Regions from separate parts of the Homo sapiens genome. Here regions 2 and 3 are each linked to region 1. Evidence: chromatin contacts called from ENCODE Hi-C or POLR2A ChIA-PET data. All regions are on one chromosome and are shown on one strand. Each heading gives the region's core, a stretch centred on a gene start or an enhancer-like site at or near the end of the contact. The rest is flanking DNA. Distances are from core to core; before and after follow the strand shown. Region 1 overlaps LOC124903162. Region 2 overlaps FOXO1 (forkhead box O1). Region 3 has its middle 230 kb from the start of MIR4305.

Evidence for each region. Hi-C counts contacts between places; a loop is a spot of excess contacts on that map. ChIA-PET counts read pairs that join two places held with the same protein, here RNA polymerase II (POLR2A). Pooled maps may share reads with other maps.
Region 2: a loop to region 1 is called in a map of heart left ventricle, with 1.9 times the contacts of the local background. The contact joins two enhancer-like sites. A Hi-C loop is called at or near these places in 3 of 168 maps with a recorded cell type or tissue (endometrial microvascular endothelial cells, endothelial cell of umbilical vein and heart left ventricle) and 4 of 50 pooled maps. POLR2A ChIA-PET finds 5 or more read pairs at or near these places in 2 of 52 experiments (activated T-cell and activated naive CD8-positive, alpha-beta T cell).
Region 3: a loop to region 1 is called in a map of endometrial microvascular endothelial cells, with 5 times the contacts of the local background. The contact joins two enhancer-like sites. A Hi-C loop is called at or near these places in 2 of 168 maps with a recorded cell type or tissue (endometrial microvascular endothelial cells and endothelial cell of umbilical vein) and 1 of 50 pooled maps. POLR2A ChIA-PET finds 5 or more read pairs at or near these places in 1 of 52 experiments (endothelial cell of umbilical vein).

The regions. Positions count from the first base shown.
Region 1 is chr13:40,189,069-40,192,570 of GRCh38, reverse strand. All of the region lies in intron 1 of LOC124903162, which reads left to right. Among named protein-coding and RNA genes, the nearest start is that of LINC00332, 9.0 kb to the right of the region's middle. Within about 2 kb of position 1,615, at least 22 of the 41 ENCODE cell types and tissues checked have a DNase peak (open chromatin) inside an H3K27ac peak, as active enhancers do; they include endothelial cell of umbilical vein and heart left ventricle, where a contact is called at or near this core.
Region 2 is chr13:40,562,929-40,566,430 of GRCh38, reverse strand. All of the region lies in intron 1 of FOXO1 (forkhead box O1), which reads left to right. Among named protein-coding and RNA genes, the nearest start is that of LINC00598, 84 kb to the right of the region's middle. RefSeq lists enhancers at 1,378-1,467, 2,350-3,103. Within about 2 kb of position 1,675, at least 12 of the 41 ENCODE cell types and tissues checked have a DNase peak (open chromatin) inside an H3K27ac peak, as active enhancers do; they include endothelial cell of umbilical vein and heart left ventricle, where a contact is called at or near this core.
Region 3 is chr13:39,891,189-39,894,690 of GRCh38, reverse strand. No RefSeq gene overlaps it. Among named protein-coding and RNA genes, the nearest start is that of MIR4305, 230 kb to the right of the region's middle. RefSeq lists an enhancer at 1,525-1,819. Within about 2 kb of position 1,695, at least 6 of the 41 ENCODE cell types and tissues checked have a DNase peak (open chromatin) inside an H3K27ac peak, as active enhancers do; they include endothelial cell of umbilical vein, where a contact is called at or near this core.

The DNA.
Region 1 (3,502 bases), core at 366-2,865:
CTTCATAAAAGTGTAGAAAATGAGTTTAGCAGTCTTTGTGACCTCATCCATCTAACTCCAATCTCTGACTTTGGCCATGGTAGGGATTAAAATATATTCAAATAAACCCCTACAAACTCTGTAGCATTTCAATATGTCTTTGATAGGAATTTAAACTCTTATCCTGAATTCATTCTTGTACTTATTCTTGGAGCATACATTTATTTAGAATATTTCAAGAGAGCCCTTCCTAAAAATCTCTATAAACTTTAAGTGCAAATAAGCTGTGTTTGCCAAGCCTCCAGCCCCCAAGGAGATCAATTCCTTCTCAAGTACCCTACAAGTTTGGGGCTGCCCAGGCAATATTTCAAACCTGTTTAATAACACCTTGTGGGGAAATGATGACACATTTTCTTATTTTCCATTAGTTTTCTATTTGTTCTTTGAATGAAAGAGACTCCATATGTAAATGTGATTATTATTCTCTGAACTTCCTCTGTGCAAGTTGGGTACCAGAATCTCCTGGGTTGTTTGAACAGGATTCAGGCTGGAATTTCAACAGCCAATATCAATGAAGGAAAGCAATAAAATCCATGAAAAATTAACATTGCTAAAGAGTACCACAGGCCCCCCAGGGCTACAACTATGAGGGTCACCAGTAAGTGACCACGATTTAATGAAGTGGCGCTCCCTCTGATTAGGAAGAAGTGGGCCTGGCATCTTCTACAGCATAAATACCGTGTTTCTGAGCATGCCAAGCCAATGCTTTCAGCGTCTGAATTTTCTCCCAGCCTGAGCTGGCAGTGGACAGCAGAGGACATTCCACTGAAATCGGGCCATCGGGAGCTGAAGACAAAGGCAGCTGATTCAAGTGCACCAAATTGGAGTTTCTCTAATCAAATATATTAAACCCACCATCATTCTTGATTGTTTTAATGGGAAGAAAGGGCAGCTGTGGCCTTCATTTTCTAAGCATTTTATTTAGTGCCATGGGGGTTGGAAGAAGGGGAGGGGAGGGAAAAGTGGGTGGGAAAGGAAGAGAGGTAGAGATGGCTAAGAAAGCTACAGGAAGCTAATGTCTTTTGTCTTAAAAGTAAAATGATTTTGCATGCTGTTCAGATCCACACAGAGAGTTCCCAGAGCTGTTACTCACTAAGAAAAACTTGAGATAAGCAGTTGATAAAGCACTTTTTCATAGGAGTAGAAAAGCAGCCCCAGACCAGGGCTTGGAATACTCGGGCAAAGAAATCCTGGTGACTAGCATTAAATGGATCTGCTTCACTAGTTACATGGGAGCCTGCTCAGTGGAGCATTCCCCCCACCTAGCCCCACATATATTTATGCTTTCTATAAAAGGATTTAATTTTCAAGACACTTGCAGGAACTTATCTCCACTCCTTTTATAACCTTCCAGGCTAAGAGCAGAATTCACAAAAGGCTTTTCTCACCATTTGAACAATAGGATTTGAAACTCTAGTTAAGAAACTGATGTCCCAACTTTTTTTTTTTTTTTAAATAGTTTAACAGATGGTCCAAGGGTGATGTTTCCTGGCCAGAGTGCAGTACCACATACAGTGTCTCGGTATGCACCTCCAGCTTCAAAGCCGAGCTTGGGCACGTGATGTCACTTCCTCCAGCTGCTGAGTTGATAACAGGATGAACCTGAACAAGATAGGAACCAGACACTCCACTGTGTAATTAATTATTTCACTCCAATGTAAGGCAGGAGACTTAGGTAGACACTGTTTTAGTACTTGGAGCTTAAATGCACTTTGCAAAGGAACAAAGGTCTGGGAGCTGTGGTGTGGGGCTCACAGGCTCACACAAGCTAACGTGAGTCATCTGGAGAAAGGGCTTTGGAAGCTGGTGCCTGTTACAGCCTGAAGCCAGCCTGTTTCTGAGCTGGAACGTGAAAGGCAGCTGGCTGTGTCAAAGGGGCAGAGAATAAAGCCGCAGTGTAAAATGAAGACACAATTCAGCAAAGAGAAGATGCTATTAAAATGGTTTCTGCTCCTCCAGCTTCTTTTGGAGGGCCCCCTTTTGGAAACAAATGATTCTGTTCTTTAAAAAAAGGAGGTGGAGGTTCCTTTCAGAAAAATGTTATTGGACTCTTTTTAAATGTCCCTATTTGAAGGGAATTAAAGGGAACGGCATAAGGCAGCGTCTATATACTCAGGGGCCATTGTAGCAAGTGACACAATGCCAGCTAAATGAAGCCCTCTGTCCTTTGGAGGAAATCTAATAACACAATCAATCAGCTCCAGTCTCCAGGCATCCATGGTGGGCTGCCAGCCCCTCCAGGGAGGGTCCTTCCTTTGCCACGAGACAGCTGGGCGAGGAAAGCTTTGGGAGAGGAAGAAATTGCCAGTGCATTCCTCCCCACACTCCCTCCCCACTCCCTCTCTCACACACAATGCCCTTTTGTCCCTATGACCCCCATCCCTTAGCATGGCTTGAGCTGGCCTGGAGGCGATTGCCAGGGAGCAGCTCAGCTCCCAGCATCTTCTTCTTGCAGCAGCTCTGTGGGATGGGCCTCCTCCACAGCACTGGAGTTGTGTCAGGAGCTCTGGGGAGGCATCAACTGTTCTCAGCTTGCTCTGGTCTGGAGGGTGCTGAGGATGGCTGTCTCTTTTCATCTATGGATAGTGCCTGGGGCACGGCTGGGGTAGGGGTGGGGGTGAGGGTGGAGAGGACACCAGGCAAGCGATTTAGAGACTGAGTGGCAGCCAAATTTGGTGATGAATTTAGCTACATCACCAAATTTACTGAGTAAGCCTTAGGCAAGTAACCTAACCTCTGCTGTAGCGCATTCTTCTCTGCAAAATTAGAGGCTGGTGGAGTTAACATCCAAGGTCTCTCTCTGGTCCAGTGCTGTGAACCTCTTTTTGGTAACTGAGGAGATAGGATAGGAAACATCGTGGGCTTCTGAGTCAGACAGGCCCTCAGTTTGTATTCTGCCTTCACCACCTGTGGTTTTGTGCAAGGTATAAAACTTGTTTCTCTTTTGAAAAAATATTGGGTTAAGTCGTATCTACTGTATAAAGATGCGTAAGTTTTACGACCCGAATTAAAAGACAGAGTCTGGGATGATGCCCAACACACAGTACATCCTTCTAAACATCAGCTTTCCTTGTAACCCATCTGACATTGAATGTCAAACAACTGCTTAATAAAAATCCACATTAGTTAAAGAGGCTTGAAATTTGAAAACAAATTATATAGCACTTCCATGTCATAGGTTACAGTTCCTAGACATTTCAATATCAGAGACAAGTAAAGTTGGAAAAACAACAACAACAACAACAAATCAATCAGGATTGGTAGCAAGGTAGAATTGCCAGCTTTTAAAATTTTGGCCAAGTAAGTTTGTTAAAGCAAAAGTCTCATCTGCTCTCATTATCCTTTCAAAAACAAGGTCACAGTGACTAATCAATCTTCACTAGGGATGGACACTTGTCCTAATTAAACAGACATATGTAGGTCACATATGTATTCTTATTATACATCCAATGCATATGAGCAT
Region 2 (3,502 bases), core at 426-2,925, 370 kb before region 1:
CTCCAGCCTGGGCAACAGAGTGAGACTCTGTCTTTAAAAAAAAAAAAAAAATGAAAGTCAATGAAAGTTGTAAAGATTTCATCCTGCACTTCAGTGGCTGATGATTGCCTTAGACAGTGGGTCTGGGAGCATCCTGGGGAGGGCATGTGTCCTCAGGGGTCTCTGGGGACCAGCCTCAGCACCTCACTTCTTCCAGCCACAGAGACAGAACATCAGAACCATCCTTCATGGAGCTTCCCAACTGGCCTGTTGAGGTCCCTGCTCTGCCAACCCCTGCTGCTGCTCTGCACATGCTGGCTGTGTCCAGAGCTCGGAGGCCCCTGGCCCCAGCAATGTGTGATGCCTGCACATGTGGCTTGGCTGCAGCACCTTGAGAAGACTTAAATATTCTAGTGACATTGGCTGACCAGGGCACTGACAGCCTCACCTTAGTATTTGAATCAGTTCTGAGGCAATATCTAGTGTCAAGAGAAAAATGAACTGTTTTTCCCAAACCAGTCAATCTTTCCAGTAATTAACATATAAAAAAGCCTCATGTTAAGTGAGAGCAGTGCAGTGTGTGGTTATAAAGAAATAAGACTAATGTTTATGACATACATAGGTCTGTAAAACACAGACATATGTTATTTTATGGATGCTATTATGCCAGTAGTGATAACAGTAACATTAGCTAATAGAGATTAAGGTAAGCCTTTCCACGCATACTATCTCATTTAATCTTTGCACCAACTTTGTAAATGTAGGAAATACTAATCTGTTCAACAGATACTTGAGTGCCCCTATGGTGTTGGTGCTGTGAGGATACAGTGTACAAGAAGACAGACAAAGGTCCCTGTGCTCACTTGAGCAGCTCACAGTGTAGTGGGAAGTCAGGCATGCCCCCCCACCGCCCCAGGGATCAGACATAGTGGAATCATAAAGAGGGGTGAGTAAGTAAGGTCCCATGTTAGAGCTGCAGGATGGGATGAGGTCATCAAGAAATGCTTCTGGAGGGGCCAGTTGGGCTGAGACAGAAGCTGGGGCATGGAGGGCAGGGTGGCAGCCTTTGGAGAGAAAAGGTCCGTGTTCCTGGACAGTCTATGGGTTGTGTCATCCTATTAAGTGGCTCTTTACGTGTACTTATTTTCTCCCCAGGTAGATCAAAAGCTTCTGGAGGGCATGTTCTGTGTCTCATTCCTTCATGTCTTTCGCTACTCCTTCCACAAAATAGTTTCCAGTAAATGTTAGTTGACATGAATTGGTACTCAAATGGATGGTTAAAAGATGTGTATTGTGTAAGACACCATATCTTCCTTGTAATTTTTTTGGGGGTCAAGCAACAAACAGTTATTGAGGCTATGATATTAGAAATTAAAGACAAGCTTTAGCCCATTTGCTCTTTAAGGAACTCAGAATCTGAACATAGAACAGCCAGCAGAGCAGGTTGAACAAGCAAGTACACCATGTCGGGGTTCCCCGACTACACCATGTCGGGGTTCCCCGACTCCCCCATCTGTGGAGCTCATTGGGTCAGGCTTCCCAGGAAGCACATGCTGCACTGCTTGGGGTGGCCAGGCATGCAGATGGCAGATGGGGTGTGTGCAGAGGCTTGTGAGTGGGGCTGCAGAGAAACAAGCTAGTGGAGAGGAGATTGGCTGGCTTGTGTTTCTCTAGTGCCGTCATGTAGAAACGCTGGATTTGGGCAAGTGATTGACAGGGCATGAACCTCTGTCCTGACATCCTGCCTCTGTCCTCAGGTAATATTTGTTGAGAGTTCAAGGGCATAATATTTCAGAGCCCAGCAGTCTCACGCGGCTCTGCTGCGAAGTCCTTCTGGTGAACTGCTCTTCCATCCAGCCTCTCCTGTGGCCAGTAGGGGAGTGCAGACACAACGTCGTTAATAGCAACACATTTTTACAAAATTTACCTTTTCAAACCCCACCCCCTAGAAACCGTAGCTTCTTTAATGTCCCGCTGGCTGTGTGAAAAACAGGAATTTATGTAACAAGTCCTGCACAGCAAACCTTTTCCTGTTCGGAAAAAATTTTAATTGTTGGCAAAGTTAGGAAACAGCTCTGTTACTCAAAGAGCGACCTGAAATGTCCTCTTAGAAAAATATGTAATATGATGTTTTGATAAGTAGGAGACTGCTGTGGCTTTTTTTTTTTTAAAGTCTAAATTAGTATATGTCCCACCTGAGTTAGTGAACGCTTCTTGAATGTTTTAAAGATTTCCTTATTATGTCTCCTGCAGTCTTTTTAAAAATGACCCCCAGCTGGGCTTGCCAGTGATCTGACAGGCTTATCATGAATGTTAGAGAGCTTCACCCCCTCTCCCCAAGTCAATGCAACAACCAGGAAGCTTCTATCTGGGAAGATCTTTCTTCCCCCTTTATCATTAACTAAATGTGACAGGGACAGGAGTCAAGCTTCCTCTCCTCCAGAGATTTCATCGGAGCTTATCTGTGTGTCTATTGTGTTCAAAGAACAAAACTGTCATGATGGAATATTGTGCAAATGCCTGGACTTCCAGTGTATAGAAAATGTCAGGGTCAGACTGCAGGGCTGCATTCCAGTGCTACCCCAAGTGCGGGCCTGCTGATCTTAAGGAGGAATTAAGAACTCGGTTCGGCTGGGGTTGGTGGGTACAGCAGACAAGGCTGTGGCTCTGTGAGCATACATGTGTGTGTGTGGCGCCTTCCCATAGGAATTTGGGGATCTTAGGGGAATGCAATAGGATGGGAGGGAAATGTACTCCCTGGCCTCTTTTAGGGATTCTTGTACCTACTCTAAGCCCCTGGCCCTCCTCACAGCGTGTCTCGAGGTGAGGGTAGATCTTGGGTGTGGAGGAAGGTGGGGATTCTTGGGAACAGGAGACAGTCACTGCCATCACCACACACCTGCTCCGTTCCAGCCGGGAATCTGGGGCTCCGGTGGTGTCTTCCCCGCTCTCACACTTCACTGTATGCTCTGGCAGGAGGGCTTGTCACGTAGCTGCTGTGTTGAAATCTTTAGGCGGAATGCAGTACAGAGAGTCAGAGGGCGTTTTGAAATGTGGATTTCTCAGCCCTGACTGCTGGGCCTTACCCTGACTTTTGCATCTCCCTTTAGAAAGTGAGACCCCTCCATTTTCTCTCTTCTACCACCTTTTAATGAGAGAAGACTTCTCTCCCAGTTTGTGTTGGAGCCAGGCCTCATCCTGCTGTGCAGAGGCTCTGCTCAGGCGCAGTGGTTGGCACTCGGGCCCGGGCGTCCCATGTCAATGGCATGAGGATGTGGGCGCTGTGGCTGCACCCCTGGGTGACCACAAATCCAGCCAGAGCCTTTTTGTGGTTGAGAAGAGGGGCCGCAGAGATGCAGGGGGCATGGTCAGCTGAGCCTTGCATCCAGTTGGCAGAGGAGGCCAAGAAAGCTGGGAGACTGTGCACATTCCAGGGTCTTAGGGCACCCAGAATCCCACTCCTTGGGAGCAGACCTCTGAGGAAAGAGGCTGCTGAATGAACAAGGTGTAGTGGCTGTGTGCC
Region 3 (3,502 bases), core at 446-2,945, 300 kb after region 1:
TGTTGATGGGGTTCAGGACACACTACCCCAGAATATTTTAAGCTGAAAGAATTTTAGAAAACTGCAGAAGCAGGAAGGTCACTCTGATCTTCCCCCCACCTTTCTCACCTGCAGCAGGTCATAAAACCTAAAAAGCATTTTCTGACCTTCCCCGGATGCAGGGCATGAGACCCTCATTCATGAGGTGCCCTCCCTATACCCAGAGAAAAGGCATAGCCTTATCTCTGAAGATACAGGGTCACAGAGAAGAATCTAAACAAACGAGTCTTGCTAAGTTCCCCCCAGTTATTAGATCCAAGCATATTCTTCCACAACTGTCTACTCTTCATCAAACTTAGCATAAAAATACACAAGTTTACTATTTCTTTGTGTCTCTATTTCCTTATGAAGGCTTTCGTGCCACATAAAACTTATACTAAATACATTTGTATGCTTTTCTCTCGTTATCAGCCTTTTGTTATAGAGGCCTCAGCCACAAACCTAGCTTTGGTGAGAAAATGGTGCTTTTCTTCTCCTATACTAACTATGCAGATGACAGGAGCACTCTTTCACCTCCTGGGGCTCAATCCCTGAATGAAAAATTTCCATTTTTCTTCCTGTACTCTTAGAATTGGCCTAGAATCAGCTCTGGGGAGAGCTCCCTTATTGCAAGGAGACCAAAAGACTCTGAGGGCACTCAGTCTGCCAAAAGAGCCTTCCAACTAGAGCTCTGTTTTTCACAAGAGTCTATTTGGGTTGGGGTGAGGGACAAGAGCCCTCAGAGAAAATCCTTCAAGAAAAGCCCCAGCAGAATGGCAGCTCCAGGGACAGGGATTTTAAATCAGGGGAGCCAGCTGCTCCTTCTCCCCATTCCCATCTCAGACCCGCAGAGACACCAAGAGGAAGACGGGTGACAGAAATCCTTAGCAGTTGTTTGGTGACGGTGGCACCTAGGAAACAAACTATGAGATATAGAACCAGTAGAATAGGGATGACCAGTGTGAGAGGGATGCAGGAGAAGTAAGGACTCCTGCGAAAACATCTGGAGATGATCATAAACTAAACCTTTTTAAATACTATTTTAGAGTAAATTAAATGACACCATATTATTTATCTGTCTTTGCCACTTGGCCTCAGGAGAAGCTGGTTTCGGAATGAGACTCCAAAGAGTGGATCTCAATGGGCAGCCTCCCAATGATTTTTTCCTCTCCTAGGATGATGTATTGGAAAGAAACACTGTGAGTCTCTGCATCCCAGAATGCGAAGTAGAGCCCCTCTGAAGAGGGACTCTGGTAGCAGTGAAGAGGTGGGGTGAAAGTTGGTTCCGGTGGGTAGAAGACCTTTCCCTGCACCTGAAGACCTACATTGTCGTGGGACAAGGGAAGAGATCATTACAACTGTAAAGAATTAACTTGCATGAATAGTGAGGCACTGGAGTGCAGTGAGCCCAAAAAAGGTTAAGCTTTCTTATTCACACACACACACACACGCACACACACACAGAGTGGGAAAAGATACCTGAGAAATGGACACTATTTTCCTAATGACTGCCAAGAGTTGACTGTGGACTCCTTCCATCAAATGGCCAGATAAGCAATGGGGCCCTTCCTAGCTAGGACTTGGAAGCATTTTGGTCAAAGGAATGGAAGGGCTGAGCCTGTTTTGCTGACTCCCACAGGAAGTGGTGGGCCGAGAGCACAGCTACAGGCTTTCCTGTGCAGCGTAAATTGGCCCAATGTGTGCAAAACATTCTTATCTGATAAAGAATGGAAGTGCGAGCGTGTGCTAAAATGTTGGAAATAATATGGGGTCTCTGCTTCACTCTTCCCTCATTTTTCTTTCTCTGTTGTCTCTTCTTCATCTTTGGCAGTCATACTGGGCTCTGGGTTCTTTTCTAGCTTCTCATATGGTTTTGATTAGGAGAGACAAATATAACACAGAACAGAGCTGATCTGAGTTCTTCCCTCTTCTTCTGGATGAATATGCTTAATTGTTAATCTTCTTGTATGTTTACATCAGGAATACACACACATACGCACAGACACACAGACAAACACACACACACACGTATATTCAACATAAAAGCATCCCTTTTTAGCCTATCCCTTTTTAAAAGATGTCAAGGAAAAAAAAGTATTAATATAAAACCAACTACACTTTGCTAAAAACTATTTCTTTTCCAGGAGGAATAAACTAAACCTGTAATCAGACATTTGATTTCCAGTCCTGGCTCAGCGTCTAACTAGCTGTGTGCCTTTAGACAATTTTCTTGAAGCTTTTGGTGTTAATTTTCTTATCTCTAAAGATGAAAAATTTGGATTAGGTAAACTCCCAAGTACCTCCCAGGAGGTGTTATGATTATCTTTGTGAGGTATATTGGTACCACATTTATGATAAAAGCTAAAATGGGTCTCTACATGCACACGAAAATGAAGGCAAAAATAGCAAAACAAAACAGGCATTTGTATGTATTTCTCTAATGAAATTTTTTAAATGGCCAAAAAGTAAAGTGTTTTGCAGTTTATTAGCACCATTTTACTAAGCACATAGGAGCAGCAGGAACACAGATTTCAGAGCCATGTACAATATCTGACACTTAGAATGCACATAGTAAATGTCTGCTGGAGGGTGTACTGCTCTAGCTGCAGACAGGGTAGCATAGCCTAGTGACAAGAGCACAGAATTTCTAATAGTAAGACTCAAGTCTCAGCCCCACTACTTACAGCTCTGTAATTAAGAACTAGCCTTTCTGAGCCTCAGTTTCCTCAACTGCACAATGGGATGAATTCCTGCACTTCAAATCTTGGGGTAAAATCAAATGACAAAATACGTATGAAAATGTTTCACAAAATGTTGAGTACTTGCAAATGTTCAATTTGTTCTGTCACTGTCCTAAAGATACATGTCTGTTTCCTTAAACTCAGTATTCATTGGGCACCTTTGCACACTGTGATAAACCGATAATTTTACCCCAAATTATAGCTGACTCATTCAACTTTAAACTGCAGGAAGTATACCTGGCCACTAAGATGAATGAACAAGAGAAATGAACACACCCATATAATTTTTTTAAATTACCCAGTAAATCCATCTCACCAGATGAGCTGAGAAGTCTTTGCTTTCCAAATTCTACAGCCTCTAGTAGGGTGCTAGAAGTCTTTCCATCCTAAACACGGCCAACTCAAGGCAGAGGCCTGAGGAGTTTGCCTCTTTTATCATCCTAAAATAGCTTTTGTCTGTGTGGCAAATTTTAAAAACTGTTTATTTGGAAATAATTTGAAACTTACAGACAGCTTGCTTAAAAATAAAATGTATAAACACAATTGAAATCCTCTACCCAGATTTACCTGACATTTTACCCATCTGCTTTATCATTTGCTATTCCATCTATCTATCTATCTATCTATCTATCTATCTATCTATCTATCTATGATTTATCATCAAATTTCTTTTCTGAGCCATTTGAAGTAAGTTACATATGTCATGGTCTTTTACCCTTAAATATTTCAGGGTTTATTTCCTA